Regions from separate parts of the Homo sapiens genome. Here all the other regions are linked to region 6. Evidence: chromatin contacts called from ENCODE Hi-C or POLR2A ChIA-PET data. All regions are on one chromosome and are shown on one strand. Each heading gives the region's core, a stretch centred on a gene start or an enhancer-like site at or near the end of the contact. The rest is flanking DNA. Distances are from core to core; before and after follow the strand shown.

The links. Hi-C counts contacts between places; a loop is a spot of excess contacts on that map. ChIA-PET counts read pairs that join two places held with the same protein, here RNA polymerase II (POLR2A). Pooled maps may share reads with other maps.
Region 1: a loop to region 6 is called in a map of CD4-positive, alpha-beta T cell, with 10 times the contacts of the local background. The contact joins the promoter of NIF3L1 here to the promoter of NOP58 in region 6. A Hi-C loop is called at or near these places in 2 of 168 maps with a recorded cell type or tissue (CD4-positive, alpha-beta T cell and naive thymus-derived CD4-positive, alpha-beta T cell), 8 of 37 single-sample maps with no recorded cell type and 12 of 50 pooled maps. POLR2A ChIA-PET finds 5 or more read pairs at or near these places in 2 of 52 experiments (activated B cell and activated CD8-positive, alpha-beta memory T cell).
Region 2: a map with no recorded cell type shows a loop between it and region 6 (7-fold over the local background). The contact joins the enhancer-like site here to the promoter of NOP58 in region 6. A Hi-C loop is called at or near these places in 1 of 37 single-sample maps with no recorded cell type. POLR2A ChIA-PET finds 5 or more read pairs at or near these places in 1 of 52 experiments (Caco-2).
Region 3: a loop to region 6 is called in a map of naive thymus-derived CD4-positive, alpha-beta T cell, with 3 times the contacts of the local background. The contact joins the promoter of CASP10 here to the promoter of NOP58 in region 6. A Hi-C loop is called at or near these places in 1 of 168 maps with a recorded cell type or tissue (naive thymus-derived CD4-positive, alpha-beta T cell) and 6 of 50 pooled maps. POLR2A ChIA-PET finds 5 or more read pairs at or near these places in 1 of 52 experiments (T-cell).
Region 4: a loop to region 6 is called in a map with no recorded cell type, with 8 times the contacts of the local background. The contact joins the promoter of CTLA4 here to the promoter of NOP58 in region 6. A Hi-C loop is called at or near these places in 1 of 37 single-sample maps with no recorded cell type and 5 of 50 pooled maps. POLR2A ChIA-PET finds 5 or more read pairs at or near these places in 3 of 52 experiments (WTC11, activated CD4-positive, alpha-beta T cell and activated T-cell).
Region 5: a pooled map shows a loop between it and region 6 (7-fold over the local background). The contact joins the promoter of HYCC2 here to the promoter of NOP58 in region 6. A Hi-C loop is called at or near these places in 10 of 50 pooled maps.
Region 7: a loop to region 6 is called in a map of B cell, with 6 times the contacts of the local background. The contact joins the promoter of ORC2 here to the promoter of NOP58 in region 6. A Hi-C loop is called at or near these places in 1 of 168 maps with a recorded cell type or tissue (B cell), 1 of 37 single-sample maps with no recorded cell type and 11 of 50 pooled maps. POLR2A ChIA-PET finds 5 or more read pairs at or near these places in 2 of 52 experiments (A673 and WTC11).

What each region holds. Positions count from the first base shown.
Region 1 is chr2:200,886,535-200,890,620 of GRCh38, reverse strand. NIF3L1 (NGG1 interacting factor 3 like 1) reads right to left here and starts at 1,250. Exons shown (of 7, transcript NM_001369441.2): 1 at 969-1,250. PPIL3 (peptidylprolyl isomerase like 3) reads left to right here and starts at 1,544. Exons shown (of 7, transcript NM_130906.3): 1 at 1,544-1,665; 2 at 2,936-3,008. The coding sequence starts at 3,006. RefSeq lists enhancers at 467-716, 975-1,719, 1,607-1,856, 709-1,908, 1,977-2,026 and 1 more.
Region 2 is chr2:200,382,017-200,386,308 of GRCh38, reverse strand. The region is part of intron 2 of SPATS2L (spermatogenesis associated serine rich 2 like); the gene reads right to left. Among named protein-coding and RNA genes, the nearest start is that of SPATS2L, 77 kb to the right of the region's middle. RefSeq lists an enhancer at 2,293-2,432. Within about 2 kb of position 2,393, at least 8 of the 41 ENCODE cell types and tissues checked have a DNase peak (open chromatin) inside an H3K27ac peak, as active enhancers do.
Region 3 is chr2:201,180,849-201,185,070 of GRCh38, reverse strand. CASP10 (caspase 10) reads right to left here and starts at 1,930. Exons shown (of 10, transcript NM_032977.4): 1 at 1,763-1,930.
Region 4 is chr2:203,865,832-203,870,066 of GRCh38, reverse strand. CTLA4 (cytotoxic T-lymphocyte associated protein 4) reads right to left here and starts at 2,296. Exons shown (of 4, transcript NM_005214.5): 1 at 2,016-2,296. The coding sequence starts at 2,124.
Region 5 is chr2:201,069,472-201,073,363 of GRCh38, reverse strand. It overlaps HYCC2 (hyccin PI4KA lipid kinase complex subunit 2), which reads left to right and starts at 1,693. Exons shown (of 13, transcript NM_001321623.1): 1 at 1,693-1,754. It overlaps NDUFB3 (NADH:ubiquinone oxidoreductase subunit B3), which reads right to left and starts at 1,363. Exons shown (of 3, transcript NM_002491.3): 1 at 1,305-1,363. RefSeq lists enhancers at 841-1,464, 1,601-1,690, 1,711-1,980, 1,465-2,090, 2,081-2,220.
Region 6 is chr2:202,263,491-202,267,424 of GRCh38, reverse strand. It overlaps NOP58 (NOP58 ribonucleoprotein), which reads right to left and starts at 1,662. Exons shown (of 15, transcript NM_015934.5): 1 at 1,439-1,662. The coding sequence starts at 1,483.
Region 7 is chr2:200,961,382-200,965,308 of GRCh38, reverse strand. It overlaps ORC2 (origin recognition complex subunit 2), which reads left to right and starts at 1,649. Exons shown (of 18, transcript NM_006190.5): 1 at 1,649-1,819. LOC105373835 (a long non-coding RNA gene) reads right to left here and starts at 1,877. Exons shown (of 3, transcript NR_187976.1): 1 at 1,679-1,877. RefSeq lists a silencer at 1,240-1,638 and an enhancer at 2,347-2,416.

The DNA of each region.
Region 1 (4,086 bases), core at 1-2,500, 1.4 Mb after region 6:
AAAGATAATGCTGTCAACCCCATTCTTAAACTTACCACTTATAAACACTTTTTGAAGAAAAACATTTCATAGTATGCACAATAAGAAAGCATAGCCAACTGTAAATTTGATGAAATATCCATAAGTCAATTATTCCAAAAGCAATTTTTCAACATTTCTATTTAATGAGATGAAGATGCTTGTTTAACACATTATTTGAAGTGATACAGGGTCTCCAAAAACCACTCGAGGTCTTGGAAGTTTGTTTTTGTTTTTTTCTTTTTGACACAGGGTTTCACTAGGCGCCTAGGCTGGAGTGCAGTGGCGTGATCTCAGCTCACTGCAGCCTCGACTTCCTGAGCTCAAGCAGATCCTCCCACCTCAGCCTCCTGAGCAGCTGGGACTACAGGCGCTAAACACCACACCTGGCTAATTTTTGTATTTTTAGTAGAGATGGGGATTCGCCATGTTGCCCAGGCTGGTCTCAAACTCCTGCGCTCAAGTGATCCACCTGCCTCGGCCTCCAAGAGTACCGGGATTACAGGGGTGAGCCACTGCGTCCGGCCTTGAAAGATCTTCTAATGGTCCTCATAGTACTCCATTCTCCAGCATTTTCTACATCTGGCAAGCTCGAAAGTGAAACCCTAGTGGGCCATCATGCAGGTTTTGAGTTATTTACTGTTACAGATGAGGAAACTGCGAAGCTACATGGCCACAGTCAACAACGACAACAGAAGGCAACATAGTATGGCGGTTAAGAGCACCGACTCTGAAGCCAGCCTGAATCCTAGAGCCAGAGCTGTGCAACAGCAGGTAAATGACTTATCCTGTGCAGTTTCCTCCTTAATGGAAATAGTGCCCAGGCCACAATATCGCGAGATTTACACGTAAAGCTGGAAACAACTCCCGTCCTAGAGTAAGCACTGTTTACTATTAAGCAGCATCAGTAGGGCCCCTTTGCAACCTGCAAACCGCTCCCTCGACGTTACCTCATCTATGCCTCATTTCAGTGCCACTTCAGGCCTTTTCCAGGACAGTGAAAAACCACGAGACACAGCCAGTTAAGTCTGAGTCAGGACCCCTGTCCCACTAGTGCGCTGTGCTCTGGTGCGGCAGGGCAGTTTTCTGACCCAATCTCCTCTTCTGCTGTCCTCTGCAGCACCAAGATAACAATCACAGCCGGCCCCAACCGGCACCTACCGCGAAGGTCACAACTACACTCGCGGGTTTTTAAATCGCCCACTACTCACCAGTCCCGGAAACTTCTCTGCGTCACTTCCGGTCCCGCGTCGGCGCTCCGGATGCTGTGGCACTTGGCTCCCCGTAGCGGGAGAGCTGGGCGGAAGTGGTCCTTTCCGTTTGGCAGCCGAGTGTAAAGCATTGCTTGAGGTTGCCCAGGTAGTTTCGCCTTACACTTCTTGTCCCAGTGCAATTATTAGTAGAGCTCCCTTTCACTGTCAAATTTCCGGTTGGGGATAAATTGCATTGTCGTTTTGGTTTGAGATAGGAAGATGAGGGGAGGAAGGAGGTGAGGCGGTAAGGGGCGTTCTCTCTCTTGGGTCCCGCGCCCAACTTCCGCTGGCCCAAAGAAACTATAATTTTGAACCAACAGACCTCTGCTGGCATCTGCGATTGCATTTTTCCTGTTTTAACAACGGCTGTGCTAGACGAAGTGGTGAAGCCCAAGTATGGAGTAACGTCATTAATTCTTTCATTCACTTATTCGAATGCTTGCTGAGTTCTGTGTTGCTACTGGTTTAGTTCTTGGGATACTGCGAGTGAACAGTGGGCGGCGAGGCTGTTGTTGCAACGTCAGAGTAAAAGAAGGACCCTGCACGGCGGCCTCCCAGCACTTCGGGAGGCCGAGGCGGGCGGATCACCTGAAGTCAGGAGTTCGAGACCAGCCTGGCCAACACGGCGAAACCCCGTCTCTACTAAAAATACAAAAATTAGTCGTGCATGGTAGCGCGCGCCTGTAGTCCCACCTACTCGGGAGGCTGAGACACGACAATCACTTGAACCCGGGAGGCGGAGGCGGAGGTTGCAGTGAGCCGAGATCCTGCCGCACTGCACTCCAGCCTGGCGACATAGCGAGACTCCGTCTCAAAATGAAAAAAAAAGAGAAGTTCATAGTATATTAGTGATAAGTGCTGTGGTGGAAAAAAAAAAGTTCATAGTATATTAGTATAAGTGCTGTGGTGAAAAAAAAAAAAAGCGAATTTCATAGTATATTAGTGATAAGTGCTGTGGGAGAAGGAAATAGGAATGTCCTAGGGCTGAAGGGCTAAAGCAGTTCTGTGTAGGATTGTCAGGTCAGTTAAACTTGACATTTAAGCAGAAATTTGGAGGTGAGGAAATTAGCCGTAGAGATGTCTGAGTATAAGAATTCCAGGCAAAAGGGACACCCAATGCCTGGACCCTAAGGGAAGGTATCTGGGTTATTGGGGGACTTGCAAGGAGGCTCTTGAAGAAGAGCAAGCCGGGCAAGTAGGAGATTGGGAGGCTTGAATCGGGTAGGATATCTTCTATAGCCGGGTTTTTATTACCTAGGGGATGCCATTAGAGGATTTTTTTTTTTTTTTTTTTTGACGGAGTCTCGCGCTGTCACCCAGGCTGGAGTGCAGTGGCGCGATCTCAGCTCACTGCAGCCTCCGCCTCCTGGGTTCAAGTGATTCTCCTGCCGCAGCCTGCTGAGTAGCTAGGACTACAGGCGCCTGCCACCACACCCGGCTAATTTTTGTGTTTTTAGTAGAGACGGGGTTTCGCCATGTTGGCCAGGCTGGTCTCGAACTCCTGACCTCAAGTGATCCACCCGCCTCGGCCTCCCAAAGTGTTAGGATTATAGGCGTGAGCCACCACGCCCGGCGAGGTTTTTATTTAAAATGTTCAGTAAAGATGAGCGTGTGTGAGTTAAGACAGGAAAATGAGCCTAATTCTTTTTTTCTTTTGGGACTAGAGACTTATTTTTGAGCTCGCTGTAAGACTGAGAAATCACGTAGTCCTTCCTGAAACCACTAAGAGGAAAAATGGTAAGTTTTGAGCAATTTTTATCTAATGTCTTTCATTATAAGTAATTTTTAGAAATTCAGTCAAGGGCAATAAAAGTTCATGGAAATTGCAGTGGCAAGATGGAGAAATTGTATAATATAGAAGCACTTAATATGGAATAATTCTTTTAAAAAATACACAAAATTGCTTTAAAATTCTTTAATGTTGTCACTTAAAATGCACAGAATTTACCTTTTTTTTTTTTTTTTTTTTTGAGTTTCACTCTTGTCTCCCAGGCTGGAGTGCAGTGGTGTAATCTCGGCTCACTGCAGCCTCTGCCCCTGGGTTCAAGCGATTCTCCTGCCTTAGCCTCCCCGGTAGCTGAGATTACACGCGCCTGCCACCACGCCCAGCTAATTTTTTGTATTTTTAGTAGAGATGGGGTTTCGCCATTTTGGGCAGACTGGTCTCGAACTCCTGACCTCAGGTGATCTGCCTGCCTTGACCTCCCAAAGTGTTGGAATTACAGGCGTGAGCCAACTCGCCCAGCCAGAATTTACCTTTTATGGAGAAAGATTGATTACAAGATAGATAGAAATGGAAAGGGAGAGTTGAAGGAGCAGAAGAGAATAGACAGGTCTGACAATTTTAATTGGATTATTTTGCTCTAGATCTAAAGTGGGCAACTAGGCTGGGCACAGTGGCTGACACCTGTGATCCCAGCACTTTGGGAGGCGGAGGTGAGAGGACTGCTTGATCCCAGGAGTTCAACACCAGCTTGGGCAACACAGTGAGGCCCCCGTCTCTACTTTTAAAAAAACAATTAAATAAAGTGGGCAACTAGAACCTGAAGTAGAAAAAGGCAATGAGAATAGTGCCCTGCTTCTCCCACACACATCTTTAACCTGCTCATACTCTCTAACTGCTAGGCCAGGCGCGGTGGCTCACGCCTGTAATCTCGGCACTTTGGGAGGCAGAGGTGGGCCAATCACTTGAGGTCAGGAGTTCGAGACCAGCCTGGCCAACATGGTGAAACCCTGTCTCTACTAAAAATACAAAAATTATCTGGGTGTTGTGGCATATCCCAGTAATCCCAGCTACTTGGGAGGCTGAGGCAGG
Region 2 (4,292 bases), core at 1,144-3,643, 1.9 Mb after region 6:
GGTAGAATGGGGCTATTTTCTCAGATGGGAAAATAAGATAAAAATAATTACAGGGACCCATTCCTTGCCCATTTTACTCTCAATTATTTTTCCCAGGTGGAAGGCTGCCTCTACAGGCTCTGGAAGGCTGCCTCTACAGGCTCCATCTTCCAGGTGGGTTCCAATACCCTCTCCACATCACAGTAAAATAAAATCTTACTGTTTCTAATATCACAGCTTTCTGCTAGCTGGTGCATAACAGAGGCAATGGGGAACTAGTTAAAAGGTTCTAATTTAAACAGACCATAAATTTGGTTTGCCTTAAAGAATTGTAAGTTGGCCGGGTGCGGTGGCTCACGCCTGTGGTCCAGCACTTTGGGAGGCCAAGGTGGGCGGATCACGAGGTCAGGAGATCGAGACCATCCTGGCTAACACAGTGAAACCCTGTCTCCACTAAAAATACAAAAAAATTAGCTGGGTGTGGTGGCGGGCGCCTGTAGTCCCAGCTACTCGGGAGGCTGAGGCAGGAGAATGGCGTGAACCCAGGAGGCAGAGCTTGCAGTGAGCCAAGATCGCACCACTGCACTCCAGCCTGGGCGACAGAGCGAGACTCCATCTAAAAAAAAAAAAAATTTTAAGTTTAAGTGACTAGATAGTCAAATTGGGTTCTACTGCTAAGGACAAACACTGGGGAAACTGTGGGACAGGTGAGGTTATTTTCGGTGTGTCCTGAAGGTCCTCGTTGAGTGTCTGCACCCTCCAATCAGCACTAGTCCCTCCAGAATGTCCGGAAGCCCACCTTGCCCCTGCATAACATCATGTACTCATTACCTTTCCTGAGCTGACCCTCCCTGCTATGAAAATGAAACAGTGCTGTGTCCCTATTTTGAGATTCTCTTTTCTGCTATGAACTATATCTGCCCAGTCAGCTCAATTTCATCTAAATCTTAATTGTTTAAAGTAGTCAAGGAACTTTTCAATATATTTTCACCTGATTTCACATGACAGGCCCAGGGTTTAGCAACGTGAAGCCTCAGCCCTCTAAGGTGCAGACTTCTAGGTAAGCCCAAGAAGCCTCTAATGCTGTGATTTTTAGGACCTACAGTGAGTAACAGATGTCTGGGGACAACAGACCTTCTCCCTGACATCTTGGTCATCATGCTTGGTAGTGTATCACTGCCAAACATGACTGAATACTCATACCTTAATATGTATCGACCACAGGAGCTTTTAAATCTATAAGAAAGGTACAGGGATCTTTGACTTCTTGAGAAGAACCTGGTTTCTCCTTGTTATTATCATTTAAAATTGTTATTGGAACAGACCAATTACTGCGGGCTAACTATTCAAGTCCACGAATACATGTTCCATACATACCAATCAATCAACACAAAATTAAGATACTCAGAAATATAAGTCCTGATATTGGTGCAACATTTCAATAGCTTAGACATTTTTTAAAACTTTTTTCCTAAAAATTGCAATTTAGATTTCAGTAATACCATTATAAACATATGTAGATATAATCATCTAATTTTTACATATGTCCTAAAGAAAAATAGAGATCAAGGAAACTGTTAAAACTTATTAGGGAAACATATTAGTCATAAAGGAAAGATTTTCACCATTTTAATACATCATCTATATATACTTTTCTAGTATAAAATTTATGAACCACAGCTGGGCGCGGTGGCTCACGTCTGTAATCCCAGCACTTTGGGAGGCCGAGGTGGGTGGATCACGAGGTCAGGAGATCAAGACCATCCTGGCTAACACGGTGAAACCCTGTCTCTACTAAAAATACAGAAAATTAGCCGGCATGGCGGCATGCGCCTGTAGTCCCAGCTGCTGGGGAGGCTGAGGCAGGAGAATGGCATGAATCCGGGAGGCAGAGCTTGCAGTGAGCTGAGATTGCGCCACTGCACTCCAGCCTGGGCGACAGAGCAAGACTCCATCTCAAATAAATAAATAAATAAATAAATAAATAAATAAAATTTATGAACCACAAATATGGTTACCACCAATCACTTCAAACACAAAATTATATTGAACTGATCACTGAGCAAAAATCTTACAGAATATGCATTAACAGTAGCCAGAAAATCTATTAGCTTAGAACAAAGATAAACATGTTTTATGAAAAATAAACCCAAATAATAGACATTCTGGCAAATATGTCTGTCTCTGTATTTCCAATTGATATAATTCAACAAATTTTAATATGTATGAGTTATCTGTAAAGTTTTAAAAATATATATTTATGTTTCTAATGCAATCACATAAAACATGCAAAGTTCTATCAATGTACTGACCTATCAAATCGCTTTCTGACTTGCTTGTCTCCTTTCTCCCTCCTGTTTGATTGTGTAGGCAGTAATAAAGTTTCACTTTCGTTTCTCTGAAACCCATTAATGCTCTTAGGTTTACTTTCCTGTTCTTGGGTATTACATCACTTTGCTTGAACTGGATTTAAGAAACCATAGGAAATATATAAGAAAACATTTTAAGTAATGATTTTAACAAAATTTTCAAGGTTATTAATGCAAAATTTCCCATGATTTGTAAAAACATAGAAATCATACTGCATATTTGGGGCCGTTAATAGGGTATTTCATAAATTATCATAATGTAAGCTGGAGTGGGTAAATGCCAAATGTCATGACGTATGACTTAGAGAGGGAAAATGACCAAGTTGGTAGAGACTGGATCGACTTGACTTTCTGGCTAATCAACAGACTTAACCAGGGAGCTCTGAAAAACTGAGATTTCTGGGCCCCAAGGTCAGTTGGTGTGGGGAAGTTGTGATGGAAAACAGTGACTCCCAGGTCATTTTCATGCAAAGCCAGATTTGAATGTGGCTAGTCTAAAGTGAAATGTGCTGGAAGGGTTTAATAGAGGCCGAGTTTCAAAGACTGAGTACAAAAAAAGGAATATAAGCTGTCTCATTAATACTTTTTATATCGACTATATGTTGAAATGATAGCATTTGATAGATTGGATTAAATAAAATACAGTATTAAAATTAATTTCATCCACTTCTTTTCACTTTTTTAATGTGACTGCTAGAAAATGTATGATTTTATGTGTGGCTTACATTATATTTCCACTGGAAAGTACTGTCCTAGAGCAGGGGTTCTTAAAGTGTGGTTCCCAGATGAGTGGCCTCAGCATCACCTGGGAACTTGTTAAAGATGCAAATACTCTGCCCCTCACCAGACAGAAAGAGAAGCTCTGGAGGGCAGGGGCAGCACAGCAGTCAGTGCTTAACAAGCCCCGCAGGGTATTCGGACGTGCACTAGCAAAACCGTGAGAACTACTAGTGTCTCCATCCTGGAACATAAAGAAAGAGCCTCTTCCTTAATCCCAAACACTACACACAAGAAATAGATTCTCATGGAAGCCTAGAGAGATAAGGGGAAAGCCAGTTTCCTACAAATTACGTCGTTAAGGAATAATCTTTTCAAAAATATATTATTAATAATAATTAGCACACTTCTGGAGAACTTATAACGTACCAGACACTCTGCTAAGTGCTTGACATACATTTTTTTTCATTTTACCGTCACAACCCTACGAATAGAAATTAAGATTATCCCCATTTTTACATACGTGGAAACTGAAGCACAAAGAGATCTAGTAACTGCTCAAGGTCCCACAGTTAAGTGGCAGGGCCAGGACTCAAACCTAAGGCAGTCCAACTCAGCAAGCCCACGGCCATTGGGCTAACAGCACCTCAAAACCATCATAAACAAGTCACAGGGCTCACTGTCTATGAAATGCAGTAAGAACTCCACCAGGGGAATAAAACCGTTCCACGGGACCTGCCTTCTCAGGCCAGACAGGCCCACAGTATATGCCTTGCGCATTTGCAGGATGCACAAACTGCAGTGCGAAACCACTCCACTCACACAGGAATGGGCATAAATGAACTTGTTTCAAAGAAATGGCTATTTTTGGCTGGGTGAGATGGCTCACTCCTATAATCCCAGCATTTTGGGAGGCCGAGGCGGGTGGATCACCTAAGGTCAGGAGTTCGAGACCAGCCTGATCAGTATGACAAAACCTCGTCTCTACTAAAAATACAAAAATTAGCTGGGCATGATGGCGTGTGTTTGTAGTCCCAGGTACTGGGGAGGGGGATGGGGTGGGGCTGAGACAGGAGAATTGCTTGAACCCGGTAGGTGGGGCGGAAGTTGCAGTGAGCTAAGATCATGTCACTGCACTCCAGCCTGGGTGACAGAGTGACTCCATTCACCACAACCCCGACCCCACCAAAAAACGGCTGTTTTCCTGCAGCTTCCTACCTCAGGTGA
Region 3 (4,222 bases), core at 681-3,180, 1.1 Mb after region 6:
GCAGTGAGCCATGATCATGCCACTGCACTTCACCCTGGGTGACAGAGTGAGACCCTGTTTCAAAAAGAAAAATAAATAAATAAAATATCCTAGACCTCAGGAGGAAAGGGTGGTTTTAGACAAGAGTTGCTCAAATCAGTGTAGGAAGTTAAAAATTACATGAGTCGGCTGCTCTGTCTATGGAGTAGCCATTCTTTTGTTTCTTTACTTCTCTAATAAACTTGTTTTCACTAAAAAAAAACAAATTACATGAGTCAATGTTTCCATCTGATCAGTTTATAAACTATGCTATTCTCTATACTAAATTTCATCATAATCAGAGGAGCAATGCAGTGATAAAATTTTCATTGTAATACTATTTATTCTATAAGCACTTGAGGTATGTAGTCAATATGCAGAACTTGGCTATTTTTAGAAACAAGAAAATACTTTATAAAGGAAGGAACAGGTGGGGTGTCATGGCTTACGCCTATAATCCCAGCACTTTGGGAGGCCAAGGCGGGTGGATCACTTGAGGCCAGGAGTTCAAGACCAGACTGGGCAACGTGGTAAAACCCCATCTCTACAAAAAATACAAAAATTAGCCAGGCATGGTGGTGCACGCCTGTGGTCCCAACTACTCAGAGGGCTGAAGCAGAAGGATCATTTGAGCCCCGGGGATGGAGGTTCCAGTGAGCCATGATTGTGCCACTGCACTCCACCCTGGGTGACAGAGCAAGACCCTGCCTCAAAAACAAAACAAAACAACAACAAAAAAACCTCCTAGACCTCAGAAGGAAAGGGTGATTTTAGACAAGAGTTGCTCAAATCAGCGAAGGAAGATAAAAATTACATGAGTCAATGTTTCCATCTGACTAGTCTATAAACTATGGTATTCTACATACTAAATTTCATTATAATCAGAGAAGCACTTCAGGAGACTGAGGCAGGTGGATCACTGTGAGGCCAGGAATTCGGGACAAGCCTGGGCAACACGGTGAAACCCCGTCTCTACAAAAAATACAAAAATTAGCTGGGCTTGGTGGTGTATGCCTGTGGTCCCAGCTTCATAGGAAGCTGAGATGGGAGGATTGCTTGAACCTGGGAGGCGGAAGTTGCAGTAAGCCAAGATTGTGCCACTGCACTCCAGCTTGAGTGCTGGAGGGTGAAAGAGGGAGACTCCGTCTCAAATAAATAAATAGATAAATAAATAAATAAATAAATAAATAAATAAAGGAAGGAAGACACAGCAAAAATCAAAACCTCCATAACAAACAGTGGTTATATCGAGGTGACATAACTATAGATAATACAAATTTCCTTCTGGGCTTCCAATTGAATTTCTCAAATTTTATGCATATGTGAGCATACACATTACTTTTGGTGTTAAAAGAAACAAAAAAATGTCATTTTTAATGTGATAATCCAGGGGATCTTCCCTGCTACTAGCCCTGAGGTCAAATGAGTGGTTTATTGGAGACACCTTTCTATTCTACCGCATCTAGCATTTGCCTTGTGGTTTCTTGACAATTCTGATCTCTAGTTTTAGTGAGTCTACCAAACTTTGTCTCTGTGAGCTAACATATTTCTGCCCCGGTAAAAGGCTATGTTGGAGGCTTCCGGATTTTTTAACTTTTGTTTTCCCAGGCATGACAAAGAAATCTAAGAAAAAATAGTGCCATTGCTGACAAGTTTTTGCAAGTTTCTACAACACGAAGCCATGAAGCAAAGGAAAAGATTCAAGCATGAGACTCTGGAGTAAGAAGGGTTGTTAATTACATACCTTCAGATCAAGCTCCACCAATCTTCTGGAAGTAAACGGTTCTCAGGGAAATTGCCTGAAAACAAAGTTTTAAAGAAAGTAGAATCCTCTGTGTGCTCCAAGGTCCAAAGAAGCTCCCATTTGCTTGGGAAGAGACTTCAAGACTTGCTGGTTGTTTAAGTGAAAACTGAATCTTCAGGACTGGGTAGCCTGATACTAGTTTCCTGCTGATGTCATCACTGCTTATCTGCCTTTTTCCCTCCCCTTTTCCAGGGTTAAGATAACTTTGACAAACAGCGTCTCCTAAAGGCTAATTTACAACTTTCTCACTGTAGAGCTTGGGGTTTCCCCAGGTAAAGCAAAAGCTTCCTAGAAACGAACCCGTGGAAGCCACAAAGTGCTTCAGGCTTTCCTTTGGATCTCCATTTCCTTGGTAAGTCAAAAAGGGAAGCATCTGTTTTCCTAACCAACTCCTTCCCCAAACACACTTCACTTTTCAAATAAAGCCAAAAAGCTCATGAAATAGTTGTCGGCCATGTTAACCCTTTCTTATGTCCACATGCAAATAAACAATGGAGCGATCTCCACTTACCGCAACCTCTGCCTCCTGTGTTCAAGTGATTCTCCTGCCTCAACCTCCCGAGTAGCTGGGATTACAAGCATGCGCCACCACGCCCGGCTAATTTTTTGTATTTTTAGTAGAGACGAGGTTTCACCATGTTGGCCAGGCTGGTCTCGAACTCCTGAGCTTGTGATCCACCCTCCTTGGCCTCCCAAAGTGCTGGGATTACAGGCATGGAGCCACCGTGCCCGGCCCACAAATAAAATTTTTAAAAGATAAAAGAAAAGTGGGGATTCACTTTCAGTCTTTGTGGGAGAAATTAAGAAATAAAAAGAAAAAGAAAGGAAAAAAAAAAGAAAAGTGGGGATGGTGAATTACAAGCCCATTTGGAGGTACCTGCAAGAGACTCAACAAATTTGTGGTAGGCAAAACTGACAGTATGTGTTCTCACAGCACATTCAAACCAGCAGGAAAGTGAGACTTTGAAGACATTATTTCTAATCATAAAAACAATACTGCACACTAATATTGCAACTACCATGTGCCAGGGCATTTACAAATATTTACTCATTTCACCATCCCAACAACACTGTAAGATAAATACTATTACTATGACTGCTGCTTTAACATGTGAAAACTAAGGCACAGAAAGGTTAATTAATTTGCCCAAGGTCACACAGTGAGCGGCTGGAAGAGCCAAGATTTAAACCAGCAAGTTTGGATCAAAGTCACTACACTATAATTAAGCTAACTCAAATGTGCAGCACTCTGGAAAGAGGTACAGAGTCTTAGAAAGATGTTTTATCTATGGGGAAAAAAAGCAAGATTTATGATGCTTTGATTAGCAAATGTATTAAAATGTCCTTTCCATGTCCTAGGCATCATTCAGAGAACTTCTGTGCTTAAGAAAGACAAGTCCTGGGGCCAGGTGCAGTGGCTCCCGCCTGTAATCCCAGCACTTTGGGAGGCTGAGGCAGGCGGATCACGAGACCAGCTTGGCCAAGATGGTGAAACGCTGTCTCTACTACAAATACAAAAAATTAGCTGGGCGTGGTGGCACACACCTGTAATCCTAGCTGCTCGGGAGGTTGAGGCAGGATAATCGCTTGAAGGCAGGAGGTGGAGGTTGCGGTGAGCGGATATCACGCCATCACACTCCAGCCTGGGCTACAGAGCAAGACTCCTTCTCAAAAAAAAAAAGAAAAGAAAAAGACAAGTCCTGGCCAGGCACAGTGGCTCACACCTGTAATCCCAGCACTTTGGGAGGCTGAGGTGGGCAGATTGCTTGAGGTCAGGAGTTCAAGACCAGCCTGGCCATCATGGTGAAACCACATCTCAACTAAAAACATAAAATTCGCCAGGCTTGGTGGCACATGCCTGTAATCCCAGCTACTAGGAGGCTGAGGCTGGAGAATCGCTTGAACCCGGGAGGCAGAGGTTGCAGTGAGCCAAAATCGTGCCATTGCACTCCAGCCTGGGCGACAGAGAAAGACTCTCTCAAAAAAAAAAAAAAAAAAAACCTTCTTGGGAAAGGGGGGCCGGAGCACAGCAGGCTGGGTTACTCACTACCCCAGTTCCAGGGAAGGTGGGGCCCTGACCCTAGAATGCTGCAGCAGAGTGAGGAGGGGGCCCCAACTGACCATAAAGAGTGTAGGGACCACCTTCTTTGCCTGTTCTGTTGGGACCAGGCTAGTCATTATTTGTCCCAGCCTGGGGCTCCCCCTGTGGTTTCCAATTTGCAGTTACTTTAACTTAAAATATAAATATTATTTTCTGGAAAATAACTTAAAAAGGAAGAAAGACAAGCCGTAAGTCTTGGTCTTCTATTTAGTTGTTTTATTATAAATATTAAATTTATTGGGCCATTTAGGGAGGCAACTTATTGAAACTATCACTTTCTCTCACTCTGTTCATAAAGT
Region 4 (4,235 bases), core at 1,047-3,546, 1.6 Mb before region 6:
GTGAGCTGGCCCTGAACCTCTGTCACCCAGGAGTAGCTGTGTCTTGATGCACTGTACCAGCCTCCGCCTTCCCTGGCATTGTTGTAGAGTGGAAGATGTTGTTAGATGAAGGAAGCCACAGAGCCGAGGGCACCAGGTCGCTTCCTCTCTAGGTTGAGGCAACCCTGCTGTTAACTCCTGTGGGCTTCCCCTGACACCACCGCTGCCTCTCTGCCCTTTATTTCTCCTTCCCTTGAACACTCCCATGCTCCTTTGTTCTCTTTTCCCACAGGATAAAGGAGACCAGCTCTCCATACAGAGAGGCTTGCATCAACTCAAAAATAGTGGCTGCATGCCAAATTACCTTCCTGTAACTAACCAGGCCCCTCTCCAGTCAGTCTGACAAGTGAAACTCAAAACTTGTGTTGCATGATGTCACTCATCTGCTCAATCCCTTTGACACTTTACTAACACTGATCGCAAAAACAAATACAATAAATAACATTCAATGAGTCCCCCATGATCCAATTCCAATCTATCACTCTGGTCTGAATTTCTAGGACACACTTTCCTGCTTATAAATCACCCTATATTAGAGACACTAGTCCCTTCCACCAAGCCACTTGCACGGGACATCTGTCCTCAGAAGAGAAAACAGTTTGGCAGCAGCCATTGTCATGTCTATTCCAGCAGCTCTAGCTAGCTAGACTACAGCTTCCTTCCCTAACCCTCACCTCTGCCTATCAGAGATGCCCTCTGAGCATCCTTAGCACTGTGATAACTCCATTGCAGTAGTTCATTACTTTCTGCTCTGTATTAAAGTTATTTGTGAGCTAATCATATCTCCTCACTCTTTTACTTGTGGTTCATGAACTCCTGTGAGCAGTGATTATAGCCCACCCAAGTGAGCACTCAATAATCTTTATTGTATTGACTCTAAGCTTAAGAAATCCTAAATGTCCTGCCCTCTCCCCAAGCAAGCTCACACTCATCACCACTAAATGCGGTCACACTCAACTTTCCAGTATTGGGAGGGTCCTGTTACTGGTTGAGATAAATTTACTTTAGGAAATTTAAATACTTCTAAGAGTGTTTATTTAATCTTTACATATTTAAAACATGTAAAAATAAGAAAACATATATGAATATTTCTTCTCCAGTAAAAATTAAATCATCAAATATCTTTTGAGTACCTACTTCATACAAACTACATGGTTTCTTAACCAAGAAGGTCTAGAGAGAGATAAGGTTGAGATTCAATGGATATACTCATCATTTTAAGCCGTGTAACAAACCTGGTGTCAGTCTCTGAAGAGCTGAAAACTGAGGATCTGCATCTGAAACCCACACGTAGGTCAGGCAACAATTAAGTATTGTATGCCAAACAGACTGGTGGCTTTCTTTCTTTCCTTTTCCTTGTCTTTTTTTTTTGGCAATTTCAAACTTTTATTTTTAAATAATTGGCTAATTAGCTAGTAGAATTGATTAAGAGAACCTTAAAACCTTGAATTAAGTAAAGAAGGCATTCTTCCCACAATTTCCCTACATTTTAAACAAGCTGGCTAATTCATTTATAAAGTATATGAATCCGAGGACCTTAAAACCTTGAATTGTATAGCAAAAAAACTCTTCCCAGGATTTGCTTAAGTCAATTTTTTTTAAAGGAACTTGTGAGCTCATCCTGAAACCCAGCTCAAATGTATTCAGGACTATGGCTATCCTTTCCCTCTTAAATCACTTCCAGTCTCATAGAAGGGTCTGAAATTGCCTGTGTCTCTCTACTAAACCAACTCACATGCATTCATGAAGCCCCTACTAAATACCTGGCGCTCTGTTCTGAGCTATCTCTTTGCCTTATTTGCTGCCGCCCAACTGCTCCCTGCTGGCCCTGGAATACAGAGCCAGCCAAGCCAGATTGGAGTTTTACCTTTAACTTCTGGCTTTGCTATAAATCACTGCCTTTGACTGCTGAAACAAATGAAACCCAGGTAGGAGAAACACCTCCTCCATCTTCATGCTCCAAAAGTCTCACTCACCTTTGCAGAAGACAGGGATGAAGAGAAGAAAAAACAGGAGAGTGCAGGGCCAGGTCCTGGTAGCCAGGTTCAGCTGAGCCTTGTGCCGCTGAAATCCAAGGCAAGCCATGGCTTTATGGGAGCGGTGTTCAGGTCTTCAGGAAGTAGAGCAAAACCTTTCAGGATCCTGAAGCTTTGAAATGTGTTTGAACCCACACAGAATCAAGGACTTTATATAGATAGCTTTGATCCCAGATATGTATTACACATGTGCACACACAGAAGGCACTTGAATAGAAAGCCTTTTTGTTTTGGTTTTACGAGAAAGGAAGCCGTGGGTTTAGCTGTTACGTCGAAAAGACAACCTCAAGCACTCAACTGAACAAAACAAGCCAATCCATGGATGGAAAATGTATTCAATTTGAAACTGAAGCTTCATGTTCACTTTGAGGATCTGGATAACTAAGTGGAGACTTGGAGAATTTCCTGGAGTACAAGGGTCCTCCTAAATCCCAATTTTATTCAATCTTCTGGGCATCCTTAACCATCCAGTCCAATTCATTTCATTGACAACTCCAAAACTACTAGGCTGCTAACTTTCTGAGCCCTTGGGCTAATGGCAGGATTTGTCTAGGCATCATTAATAAAAACTGTATTCTATCTGTGAAGCACCATCCTTCTAATGGTCCCTTGACAGCTTTACAAATAAGTTTATTTCTCCTAAATCCATTTAGCATTTGGTTAAGAGAAAAAAACTAAAATCACAAGAAATAAACTGAAAATAGGCGGAAAAGAAGCTGCCTCTGGTTTTGCAGAAGGAAAGAATTCAGGTGTTCTTAAAAGCCTTAACTCAACAGAGACAAAACAGAGTTGAAGAAGGTCCAAAGAAAAGCCAACCCAAATGATTCAAGAGATTAGAGCCGTCCATAAAAGGATAGACTTTTTTTTCTAATACAAATTTTTCAAGCAGAAAATTCAAAAGTGAAGATTAAATATAACCAGAGTCCTTAAATTTGTGACAGCTGTAGACAGGACCAATGATCTAACAAAAAGAATTTGAAACATTGAGGACCTTCCTTAAATCTGGAGAGTTTTCATACATTTTAATAAAGAAAGAAACATTCATGGGGAACCTGTAATATGCCCGGAATTCTGTGCACTTAGGATTGAATGATGACAAAACAAAAACATAGTTGATACCTTAAGGGGCTTCTAGAAGGCTGACATGCAAACAGACAGTTGTAACAGGGAATATGACATTTGCCTACTCCAGTCCGTCCATGGTTTCCCATTGTCCACACCTCAGCACAGCAGAGGAGACTCTGCAGAATACTCACCAAATGCCTCCCTCTTTGGCCTGTACCCCAGCATTCCCTCCCATTCCCCCTTCCTGCATTTGTCTTTCCTTCCACGTGCCTCTTTCAGGCCTCATCACCTTTACCCATGCTGTTCCTACTGCCTTTTTTCTCCTATTATCTTATTTTATACTCCTTCTCATCCTCCAGGACTTAGCTCAGCTGTCATCTCCTCCAGGAAGCCTCTTCTTTTTTTTTTTAAAATTTTATTATTATTATACTTTAAGTTTTAGGGTACATGTGCACAACATGCAGATTTGTTACATATGTATACATGTGCCATGTTGGTGTGATGCACAGAAGCCTTTTCTGACCTGCCTGTTTTCTATACACTGCTACACATTATAGAAACCTTCAAGCCCCAGCTCAAGCGCCAACAAGCAATAACAACCTAATGGGCACTTCCTAATGCCAGACTGGGCAACAGAGGTTTTTTAAAAAGTGAAAAACAAATGTTCCTGCCCTCAAGAGGAACACACAGCAGTGGCAGGGACAGACAGCTAAACCCATGATCATGATAGAGTGAGATCAATGCTGGAATTGAAGTATTATGTAGAGGAGCAGAAGCCAGTGGTTCAGCCTGTGGAAGTCAGAAAGGGCTTCTCAGAAGACGAAAAGCCTGAACTTATTATTGAGAACAGAGAAAAGGGTGGATATTCAGACAAGAAGAATAACATGGGCTAAAGTTGGAAACGGCATGAAGAGTTCATTATGGTCACAGGACAAAGCTTGTCTGGGGATGAGCAGAAGGTGCAAGCGGATGCTCTTAGCAGCAAGGGCCAATGAAACATAAGGAGCAAACTGGTATGACTGAGTTCACATTTGGGGGAAATTTTAGGGATGGGGAGGATGGGTTCAGGGAGAAATGTAACCAGGAAGACTGGGA
Region 5 (3,892 bases), core at 444-2,943, 1.2 Mb after region 6:
ATACAACAAAAAACTACATGCAAAAGTGTGATTGAATCTCCACAAATATGGATAATGAGCAAGGGGTGAGTCAGAAAAAAATACACATGCACTCTGAACCCATTTATATAGATTGAAATGCCTAACAATTCATTTTTTAGGAATTCATCATAGACGGAAAAATTAAAGTAAAACAAGTGAGTGCTTAGCACAAGTCAGGATAATGGTTACCTCTTGGTGGAGGAGATGGAATCACAGAAACATACTGGGAGATTCTAAGGCAGTGTTTTTCAACCAATTTTTAACTATTGTCCCTGTAAGGAACCTTTCTAGACATTTTATTCCTAATCACACCCCCCGCCATGAAAATTTAACACTACATATATACTGTATAACTGTTTATATACTGTGGCCCTTTGGAGGGACACAAATCATTGTAGTAACTAAGATTCCGACCCCGGCCCCACCAATTTTCAACCCCTTGAAATGTAAAATCACCCCTGTTAAGACTGCATGTTCTAAGTTATTGGCAATGCTTTATTTTCTAATCTAAGAGGTGGATACAGGAGTGTCTGCTTCTGTTAGTTATAATTTTTTAAAATGTATGTTTTATACACCCTTCTGTATATATACTTGACAATAAAAAATAAAAATAGAAAAATTGACTTAAATTGTGCTGAGGACTGAAAAATGGTGGTTATTTCCGTTTCAGAGCAGCTCAAATAATAACAGTAAGGAAATTAGTTAAATAAAGAAAAAACATGCAACCAAAAATTTTAAAAGCTATCTATGTCTGAAGTGAATCTAAAAGTCTCATGAAGATCAACCTCCACTAAAGGAAGCTGGCTCTAAGAAAATGTGCTGGTATCCTTTCCCTAAGAAAGAAATAAGAAGATAATGCTACTTCCACTACATGCAATTTTAGTTTACCGAAGACTATCAAGTATATATCTTAACTTCCTCGTATTAAAAACTGTGATTATATGAATATTAGAACATAAAAAACAAATGAACTGTTATTACTTTTAGTGATGCTGTTCTTCTGCCTTTGCGATCCAAAGGCAAACAAAGACAATTTTGCGTGTGGCAGAAGCGGGAACAAGCACCTGGATTTAACAACTACAGTAATGATCACTGAATCCTCCAACCACCTCTTCCTACCCCAACTCTAAACTAGGACTTCATTAGTTCTCGCCTGCTAGTTCTTTGATCTCCCTCCCAGCCTCCCATCCTTCTCCATTTAGTCTCTCCTTTTCTGCACTCCCCAGAATAGAGTCTAGCTCTTAATCCTAATCAACGGGCCTCCCACCAACTCCCTAATTTACCTGACAGCAATCTGACCTCTCAGGACACTCAACTCTGCAACCGGAGCCAACCGGAAACGGAGGTTGTCACCTCGAGTTTCTCACGGCAGGAAAGCGGAGAAGCCGCTTAACGTTCCGATACTGGGTTAGAGATTCCTGAATCAGGTAGAGACTACATGAGGGACGCTGGAAGTCGATTATTTTCCCAGTATATGTGCATCCTCAATCTGACTGAGGTAACAGATACTGTAGAAAAGAGAAGGGCGGGGAAGATAATATGTTGTCCTTGCTTGGGGACGGAATCCTTAGACACCGCACACAGGGCGGGGCTGCCGGCATACTGCAGCCAATAAGGGAGGCTGTTGTTGAGAGCGTGTTCTCACCCAATGAGAGGGTTGGTTGTTGCGCTGCAGTTGGCAGGCTGCTGCGGGAGGCGGCGGCGGTAGGAAGCCGGAGACAGCAGGGTGACAGGTAGGCGGCGGTGCTGTCTTTGGGGGAGGCAAAGTGCTAGATGAAGAGGGGTTTTCTTCTCCTTCGGCCGCGGAAACTACAGACGGGAGCTGGCGAGGGTGGTCTGGAAAGGCGGTAGCCGGTGTGTTGGTGGTCCCGGAACCTCTCGTAAACCAGGTAGCATCTTGGGAGGGTCGTGAGGAGGAGAAGGCGGCAGCCGAGGCGGGTGGAAGCCGAGCCTTGTGGGGCGACGTGGGGGCCCACCTAGGGCGTGGGGGCTGCGGTGGCGCCAGCAGAGAGGGAGGAGAGGCGGGAGCAAGGCGGTGTCGTGAGGGCTGAAGGGATTCTTTGCACAAAGCCCCAGGCGAGAAAAGGACACGGCATTGAAGACAGTTAAGAGAAATCCCAGTGATTGCTTCTTAGGGCCATTTCCTGGGGGTGGTGAGGGGGAGCGGAGAAGAAAAATATTTACTGGCGGTCAGATTCTGAACACTCATTATTGCTGTACATTATGTAATCTTTGGCTGTTATTTACCCAAACAACTAGGTTGTCCCTCCTGGGAGAGGAGGTCTTGCAACCTATTAATGTGTTAGAACACTTTTTTCATTGGCTTGAGTGCCATTTACATTGGCAGGTTCTCTAGGCGAAGGGTGGTAGCATGGAGGATAGAGTAGTCACGAAGAGCTTATCCCAATTATGGACTTGACAGATACTAGTTTGCGATGAATGTGGCCAGGTTCATGTTTTGTAGTTCGTGAATTTATTTGAGGGTCAAGGCTGACAACATTTTTTAAAGATCTTCAGAAAAGTGGGGAATCCTTTAAAAATGTACAGTAGGAGCTCAGTGTAAGTTGGAAAATGACTAGAAAATTAGTTGGTAGATCCCTTCCTCCCCCCAGGATATTGTGGAAGTTAGGGACTGTGCAAATAAGGTGGTGGTCTGAATATGGGGAAAAAAATAAACTTTTTTTTTTTTTGAGACGGAGTTTCGCTGTTGTTGCCCAGGCTGGAGTGCAATGGCGCGATCTCGGCTCACAGCAACCTTCGCCTCCCGGGTTCAAGCCATTCTCCTGCCCCAGCCTCCGGAGTAGCTGGGATTACAGGCATGCGCCACCACGCCCGACTAATTTTGTATTTTTAGTAGATACGGGGTTTCTCCATGTTGGTCAGGCTGGTCTCGAACTCCGGACGTCAGATGATCCGCCCGCCTCGGCCTCCCAAAGTGCTGGGATTACAGGCGTGAGCCACCGTGCCCGGCAGAAAAAAGTCAACTTTTAAGTAGTTTGTTCTGTAAGCAAGTCTGAGAAGCTACTTATGAATTATTTATTAGGTTTAAAAAGTGGACTCTGAACCTCTCGGACAGAGGCAAAATATATTTATAGATATAATTAACTAAATTATCTTATTTAAAAAAATTTTATAATTCATTGTTTCCACAATAAAATGTAGAATTAAAATAGGAATTCTATTCAGTATGTGTTATGGAAGGGCAAACGACATAAAAACTTGATTTTGTAGGTCATTGAAAAACAATTTTGAGAGCAGCACTGGAAAATGATTTTAAAAGAAGTGTTATAAATTTCTAAAATGTAAGGTGTTTGAAATATTGCCTTTAGCTTAGGAGATAAGGTCTAATGTAGTGTCAGCAACTCTACAATTTTCCTAAATTTATTTCGGTACTGCATGTCAGAAAAACTTTATAAGATGTGATTTTTTTCTATTAATGGTAATTTATATTCCTATATATGAACCTAAATCAAAATTTCATTTTTTCTCAAAAATTTAATTGGGAAAGAGGTGCATCATTAAAGTTGTTTGTTCCCAGATGTTCTCAGTACTGAGACATTTGTCAGTGCTTTAGATAAAAATTTTTATTGATGTTTGGTGTTTTGTTCTTTGTCTTTTCTCCTTTTCCAAGAATAATGCAATCTCAGTCACAAAGAAAATTTCTGGTTCTATTTTAGGTGGAATTCTGTAGTGTTTTGAGTACCAGTTAAATCTTTGCTTTTATGCGTGTGTGTGTGTGTGTTGCTTTTATGCGTGTGTGTGTGTGTGTGTGTGTGTGTGTGTGTGTGTGTGTGTGTGTTTCTTCTTATGTAACCAGCCTACTAGAGCTGTCTTAGAGAACTAATGGCTGATTTTGAATGGCCAGTAGGTG
Region 6 (3,934 bases), core at 413-2,912:
CGGTTTTAATGATTTTATTGGTTTTCTTAAAAATAACATTTGACGTATCAAATGCAAACTGCGTATTTTCAAATGTCAGAAGTGAAACATGGAGAACTCTGCACCCATCCAGACTTTCTTGCATCCACACCACAAATGGTTTTTTGGTTCATAGCTAAAATTGTATTACATTTATTTTTACCTAGCGTTTTTGCTTTCTACCAACATATATATATGTAGAATATACATAAAAACTTTATTTTTCATTGCTATATTCACAGACCTCAGAAGAGTTGCACCGCACAAGAAAAGGCACTCAATCTCACTCATTCTTCCTAACATCTCAACAGCATCTTGCGATACGAATGTCTTACCATTCAACCATTTCAGTGCTGACGAACTTGTCAAACTTTCCCCACGAAAACAACCAAACCTCAAACTGACATCACCAGCCCAGATGTTTTCCCCTAAGCTTCAAATCTGAAATACTGAACTGCCCGATCTACACAACTGCATTATCAGGTCTAATAGACAACGCAAGCTTCGCACAGCCCAAACCGGAAATCTTTAGTCCTTCCCCAAGAAACTTTCTTAACATCTTATTTAAACCAAAACCCCACATTCAATCTATTAGCCAGTCCTTCCTGTTCTACCTTCACAATTTCTATCGATATTTGTTTCTCTCCATACCAGGCAATTTCATCTTGTCCAAATGAATGCAAAAGTATTCTTGCTGCCGTTCTTATCTCCTCGAGTCTAATCTCCACACAGCAGAGTAACCGTATTAAGACAAATTAGCAGGTCATTCCTCTGCTTAAATCCTTTCGATTGGCCGAGCACGGTGGCTCACGCCTGTAATCCCAGCACTTTGGGAGGCCGAGGCAGGTGGATCGCTTGAGGTCAGGAGTTCAAGACCAGCCTGGCCAACATGGTGAAACCCCGTCTCTACTAAAAGCAAACAAACAAACAAAAACAACTAGCCAGGCGTGGTGGTGGATGGAGGCCTGTAATCCCAGCTACTCGGGAGGCCAAGGCAGGAGAATCGCTTGAACCCGGGAGACGGAGGTTGCAGTGAGCCAAGATTGCGCCACTGCACTCCAGCATGGGCAACAAGAGCGAAACTCCATCTCAAAAAAAAAAAAAATCTTTCGATCATTCCTCAAAACATCTAGAATAAAGTCCGAATTCCCTATAATCTGTTAAATTCTAACACGCCTCCTGCCCACCCCTTCAACGGGAGGAAATAAAATCCTCTAATGCAGAACGGGTCTCCCCAAACGGCGGGGCCACGTGTTACACGTAACATGGCTCTCAGGTGTAAAGGCCTTCTCCCTCCTCCCAGAGCCCGGGCTATAACAGGCACCCACGCTACTCTGAGTAGTTCCGTGCTTAAGTCTTTCCCTCTCCTCGTCTGTCCAGCATCCGCCTTCCCCCTTTAACGGCTCGCTCTCCCACCTACCTTAAAGATGGCGTAACCCACAGACGTTTCAAACAGCACCAACATGGTGAGGCCGGGTCAGGGCGCCGCACGGCCTGCCAGAAGCTGTAGAGTCAGTTCAAAAACACCGACTACGCGGCCTCAAAAGGCCTCCTAGGCCGCGGCGGGCAAAGCACAAATGCGCTCGCCGTCCCGCAAAGAATCAGAACACGCTGCCTAAACCCTCCACGCTGTACTGGAACTAGGACGCACGAACGCGCTACTCCTTCTCTGAGGATTCTGGGATAGCAACGTCACTTCCGACAGAAGACTGCCGCAGAGATTGCCGTCACTTCCAGAATGTTCCCGCCACAGCGGGCTGGGGCGGGCCGAGAAAGTTTGTATCGCGGGATCTAGGGCCTGAACGGAGCCTTTGCGCCTTTTTTTCTTTTTTCTTTTTTTCTTTTTTGGAGACGGAGTCTCGCTCTGTAACCCAGGCTGGAGTGCAGTGGTGTGATCTCGGCTTACTGCAACCTCCGCCTCCCGGGTTCAAGAAATTCTCCTAGCCGGGCGCAGTGGCTCACGCCTGTAATCCCAGCACTTTGGGAGGCCGAGGCGGGCGGATCACAAGGTCAGGAGATCGATCGAGACCATCCTGGCTAACACGGTGAAACTCCGTCTCTACTAAAAATACAAAAAATTAGCCGGGTGTGGTTGCAGGCGCCTGTAGTCCCAGCTACTCGGGAGGCTGAGGCAGGAGAATGGCCTGAACCCAGGGGGCGGAGCTTGCAGTGAACCAAGATCCTGCCACTGCACTCCAGCCTGGGCGACAGAGCGAGACTCCGTCTCAAAAAAAAAAAAAAAAAAAGAAATTCTCCTGCCTCAGCCTCCCCAGTAGCTGGGACTAGAGGCACACACCACCACGCCCAGCTAATTTTTGTATTTTTAGTAGAGATGGGGTTTCAGCATGTTGGCCAGGATAGTCTCGATCTCTTGACCTCGTGATACGCCCGCCTCGGCCTCCCAAAGTGCTGGGATTACAGGCGTGACCCACTAGGCCCGGCCTTTTTTTTTTTTTTTTTTTTTTTTTTTTTTTTTTTTGAGACAGTCTGGCTGTTGCCCAAGCTGGAGTGCAGTGGCACTATCACGGCTCACTGCAACCTCCAACTCCCAGGCTCAAGCGATCCTCCCACTTCACCCTCCGGAGCAGCTGGGACTACAGGCCTGTGCCACCACACCCAGCTAATTTTTTGTAGAGACAGGGTTTCACGATGTTGCCCAGGCTGGTCTCGGACTCTTGACCTCAAGGGATCCTCCCACCTCGGCCTCCCAAAGTGCTGGGATTACAGGCGTGAGCCACCGCGCCCCGCCACCGCTAGAGATTTAAAGGGGAAAAACTTCACGATATTATTTTGTTAACCCTCTATGAATTATATGTTCACTTTGAGAGAAACGAGGAGCTGTTTCGGTGCCAGTCTGCCTCAGGCATCTAGAATTTGAAATGCCAGCTAGTGCCATTAGACTTTATCCCCTTTCAAGCCCTGCCTTGAGGCGAAGGCCTCAGAATGACACCATTACTGTCACTATATTTGTGAGCATTCCTGGCCGTTCCCTTCTGTCTGGCCAAATGAATTATTAGCACAGTTTTCTTTCAATAAGCCTCTCCTATTTTTGCTGCATTTGTTAAAATGACCCCAGGGTATGAATTTAGAATGTCTTTTTTTTTTTCTTTTTCTTCTTTGTTTTTTTTGAGACGGAGTTTCACTCTTGTTGCCTAGGCTGGAGTGCAGTGGTATGATCTCTGCTTACTGCAACCTCTGCCTCCCGGGTTCAAGCAATTCTCCTGCCTCAGCCTCCCGAGTAGCTGGGATTACAGGCATGTACCACCACGCCTGGCTAATTTTGTATTTTTAGTAGAGATGGGGTTCCTCCATGATGGTCAGGCTTGTCTCGAACTCCTGACCTCAGGTGATCCACCCACCTCGGCTTCCCAAAGTGCTGGGATTACAGGCATGAGCCACTGTGCGGGGCTGAATTTAGACTGTCTTCTTGATTTAGTGTTACTTGCTTTTCTGGAAGCCTTTCAGTCTCAGGGACTGGGATTAAATACCCCAGTTGTTTCACAAGTCTGTCTTCCAACAGGGGTAAAATTTCCTTACTCACTTCCCAGGCCCTATATGCAGATTGTTCCTAATCATTAAATTGCAACCTGCTGGGAGAATTGCTTGAACCCAGGAGGCGGAGGGTGCAGTGAGCCGAGGTGGCACTACTGCACTCCAGCCTAGGCGACACAGCGAGACTCCATCTAAAAAAAAAAATTGCAACCTGCTCAAGATTGTGGAACATTAAATAGGTAGCAACTCTGCAACCTGAGATTAAGAGGAAAGAAAATCCTGGGTTGAATAACAGAAAGTCACAGGACAGAGGAATCTAGGGTGAATTCTTTTTTTTTTTTTTTTTTTGAAACGGAGTCTCAGTCTGTCGCCAGGGCTGGAGCGCAGTGTCGCGATCTCAGTCACGATCTCAGCTCACTGAAGC
Region 7 (3,927 bases), core at 400-2,899, 1.3 Mb after region 6:
TTCACATTTTTAAACACTCTTCAAACACATCATTGTTAACTGTTGAGCTATGTTCTCTTTATCTTCTGTCTCTAGTCACTCCCCAAATTCTTATTTATAATGCACAAAAAATTGCCTTTCTCTTCCATTTTCTTAACTCCACCTAGCCAAAATGGAATAATGAGGTATCAAGGCTATGATCATTTCTTTCTCAACTGGATTTCCTAAACAGCTCCCAAATCTTGTGACTCTATATCTTCCCTCCCAATCCTACCTCCTTTATCCAAAGATCTTTCAATACAAATCTGACCAGTGCCCTAAGGGCCAACTAAGCCCTTCATAATAACAGACCCAATGCTTGGCATTTTACACAGCTGTTACACGGATTTGGACCTTCTACCTGGAAAATTTTACCCCTCTTGGCCTGTTTTAAATCTATTCAACACAGGGGTTTCAGTTTAAACATCTCTTCCTCCTAGAAAATTGTTCCTGACTCCTTCTGGGCTTTTAATTAGCTACTCCTACCATGTGCTCCAATGCACTTCCCATATCATGGTATTTTTCTCAATATTGTCCGTTCAATATCTTCACGTGCTAGGTAACTACAGTGAATGCAGAGATCGTAGTTGTCTCGCTCGATAATGAATACTTATCTTCTGTTCGCAGAGTACTCTGTAGTTTTGTTTTGAGTAAGTGAATCCAAATGAAACAATACCCTGTTCTTAATACTGTATGGATCCCATCCAGGTTCATTCCTTTTCTTCCTCATTTTCTCTGTCTTGTCTTTTTTATATTTTGGATAGTTGAAGTCAATCATTTTCTCTGTCTATTCATTCTATTTCCCCAGCCTCTTCATCCCACTAGCCGTCCGATCCCATCTCCATATTCAGTGCTTCTCCTAACGTCTCTTCTTCTCCCTACCCCAAACCCTGGAGATGTACAAGATCCTACCTTTCACGCCAAATGAAGAAAATCTTTAAAAAAGAAATGCGAATCAATTTCCATTACCTTTTTCTTCAAAAGGTAGCTGGGAAACCAATGAACACTTTTTTTTTTTTTTTTTTTTTTTTTTGAGACGGAGTTTCGCTCTTGTTGCCCAGGCTGGAATGCAATGGCTCGATCTCGGCTCACTGCAACGTCCGCCTCCCGGGTTCAAGCGTTTCTCCTGCCTCAGCCTCCCGAGTAGCTAGTATTACAGGCATGCGCCACCACGCCCGGCTAATTTTGTATTTTTAGGAGAGACGGGGTTTCTCCATGTCGGTCAGACTGGTCTCGAGCTCCCGACCTCAGGTGATTCGCCCGCCTCGGCCTCCCAAGGTGCTGGGATTAGAGGCGTGAGACACTGCGCCCGACCCCAAAGAACACTTTTTAAAGATTGCTACAAGACAAACAGCTACCACTCAGCCAGCTACTGTGCAAACTTCCTCAGATCCAAACAACACTTCCTTTTCCCTTCCCCGGAAACGGAAAGAAGAAAGGAAAGGTAAGGCCCACAACTCAGGGCCCAAGAATCCGTTTTCCTCAGGTTTCCTGATGGGCGGGGCCGAATGGCCGGCGCCGACTGGACGGCAGAGCCGTCGCTCTTGGCCGACTCCTCTTCCTATTGGCTTCCTCGGGCACCGCCCCCTGAACAGGGCGGGAGATTCGGTGTGCCGCACGCAGGCTTCCCATCCCCCAGCTGGCCTCCGGTGCTCCTTACCTCCCCGGTGGTCGGGCGCGAATTACTGGAAATTGGCTTTTCCCGTTGGGGCCGAAGGTACCTTCCCTGCGGCGGCGACTCAGCGGGGTGTCGTTCGGCCGGCGTGACGCAGCCGGATCGGCGCCAGACGGAAACCTAGCGGTGAGTAGTGGGGTGTCGGGGCAGCCTGCCTCCCTTTTCTGCTTAGCTCGCGGCGTGTGAGGTGCGTCCAGGTGCACCCAGCCCCGCGTCGGAGCTTGGCCCCTAGCGTCCCAAGTCGCGCATCTCAGGACTTTCCCTCGGCACTTGGGGCATGGTCTTTGCGCCTCGCTGCCCCCCGCAGGCTGCCCGGGGGCTCGAGAACCCTTACTGGTGGAGCGCAGCCAACTGGCCAGAGGCTGGAGGCGCAGGCCAAAGTCCTTTAAGACTTGAGGTGAGAGGCTCACTCTGGGAGGACCTTTCGTTAGTCTGCCCCGCAGTTATAGGCCTTTTGTGCAAGGGACGCCTGATACTAACCTACCTGATTCCCAGCTTACGAAGCCCTCTGGTTGGAAAAGGAGAACTGTGAAGATGTGTAACGACAGTGGTAAAGTGCCCTGTGAGGTATGAAGAGGAAGAGATCGCGTCCCAGAACCACTGTAGCTAGAACCTTTGATGTCATCCCAGCCTGGAGGCACCAATGTGTCCTGCCAGCTAACTGATCGGTCACCTTGGAGCCATGCTTGGCTGTAAAATGTTGATAAGCCAGGCTCTTTTGGTAGAGCTTTTTAATTAAAAAGATGTTGAGACGTTACTTTTCATTTTACAATTGAAATCCTAATAGAATCATTACACTTTCCCGCAGTTAAATTGCAATCTGAAGAAAAATAGCACGGCCCTACACCGTTATATAAGGGCACTGCACGTTAAACGGACATCATCACTTATTGAGCAGTTTTTCTGTTAGATGTTGAATGAGTTAGAGATGTACAAGAGATCTGCATGGTTAAGTTGAAGTTTAAAGTAAAAATATCTCAGTGCACTGCAGTAAGGAGCTAAAAAAGAAAAAGGTTAAAGTAAAAATACCGATAATTGGGAGCATTCAGTGATGCTCTTTTATATATCAGGCACATCATTTCATTTAATCGTCAGGACTTTGGACAAAGTCACACAGTTATAAAGTATGGAGTGGAGATTGGAACTCAGGTTTCTCCAATATTAAAATTGGTGTTTAACCACTAATCTATCCAACCTTCTTTTTCAAAGGATTATGTTTTTAAAAATTACAGCAAATCTTTTATTTGTTTTCAAAGGAGAGTGTGTTGCTACCACTTGGTGCAATGCTAACACTTGGTGCTGCAGAATTGCCTTGAAGTAACTCCTTGAAAGGGGTTGGCCTATAAGCACCAAGGCAGTGCCTTGAGGGGTCATAATGGTCACTAAATATTGCATTTTATTGTGTGATTGTTAGGTTTTTTTGTTCGTTTGTTTTTCAGGAACTGTTGGAAAGCAAAGAAGGAAACGTTTCTCATGAGGTCTTTGTAGACATTTTCTTTAATTTGGTGATTTTGTACTATTTAATAAGATGCTCCAAAATTAGAAAAGGAAATGTTTGTATAAATGCACTTGGCTACAAACAAGTCTCAGGCTGCCTCTCTCCAGGCAATTCTTGTGTAGAATACCATAGGGAAATTGCCTAGGACAATACTCAGTTGCCTAGAATATTTGTTTTTAAATTTTCCTAGAAAATCTTGTCCCCACATCCCCAAGAACAACTAAACTTTTGCCAATAAGAATTACGTAACCGACCTTTACTTGCTTTTTGCTTTGATTGCCAGGAAGCTCAGAGCCAAAAATTCATTGTGTGATTTTATTTTCTGCTTTCCTTTATATTTTTTCTGATGCAGACTCCCTATTAGCATTTATAAATTATAATTTGTTTTATTGCATTTGCTCATTGTCACTGCTTCAAATCCTTTGTAGTACACAGCAGTGTATAATTAAGTAAAATAATGTAGATTATGCTGACTCTGGCCATGCTCTTTGAAGTATGCTTGATAGAACTAGTGATGTTTCACCCAATGAACTGGAAAGTTAGAGAAACTTTCCAGTTTGGACATTCTATAGTTACCTGCTATAGAATACCCTAACCCTAATTGACATGTAGAGAAATAATTAGACCTATTATGAATGGTTTTCAGAGGTCAAAACAAGCATTTAGCGTCCAGCACAGTGGTTCACACCTGCAGTCCCAGCACTTGGGGAGGCTGAGGTGGGCAGATTGCTTGAGC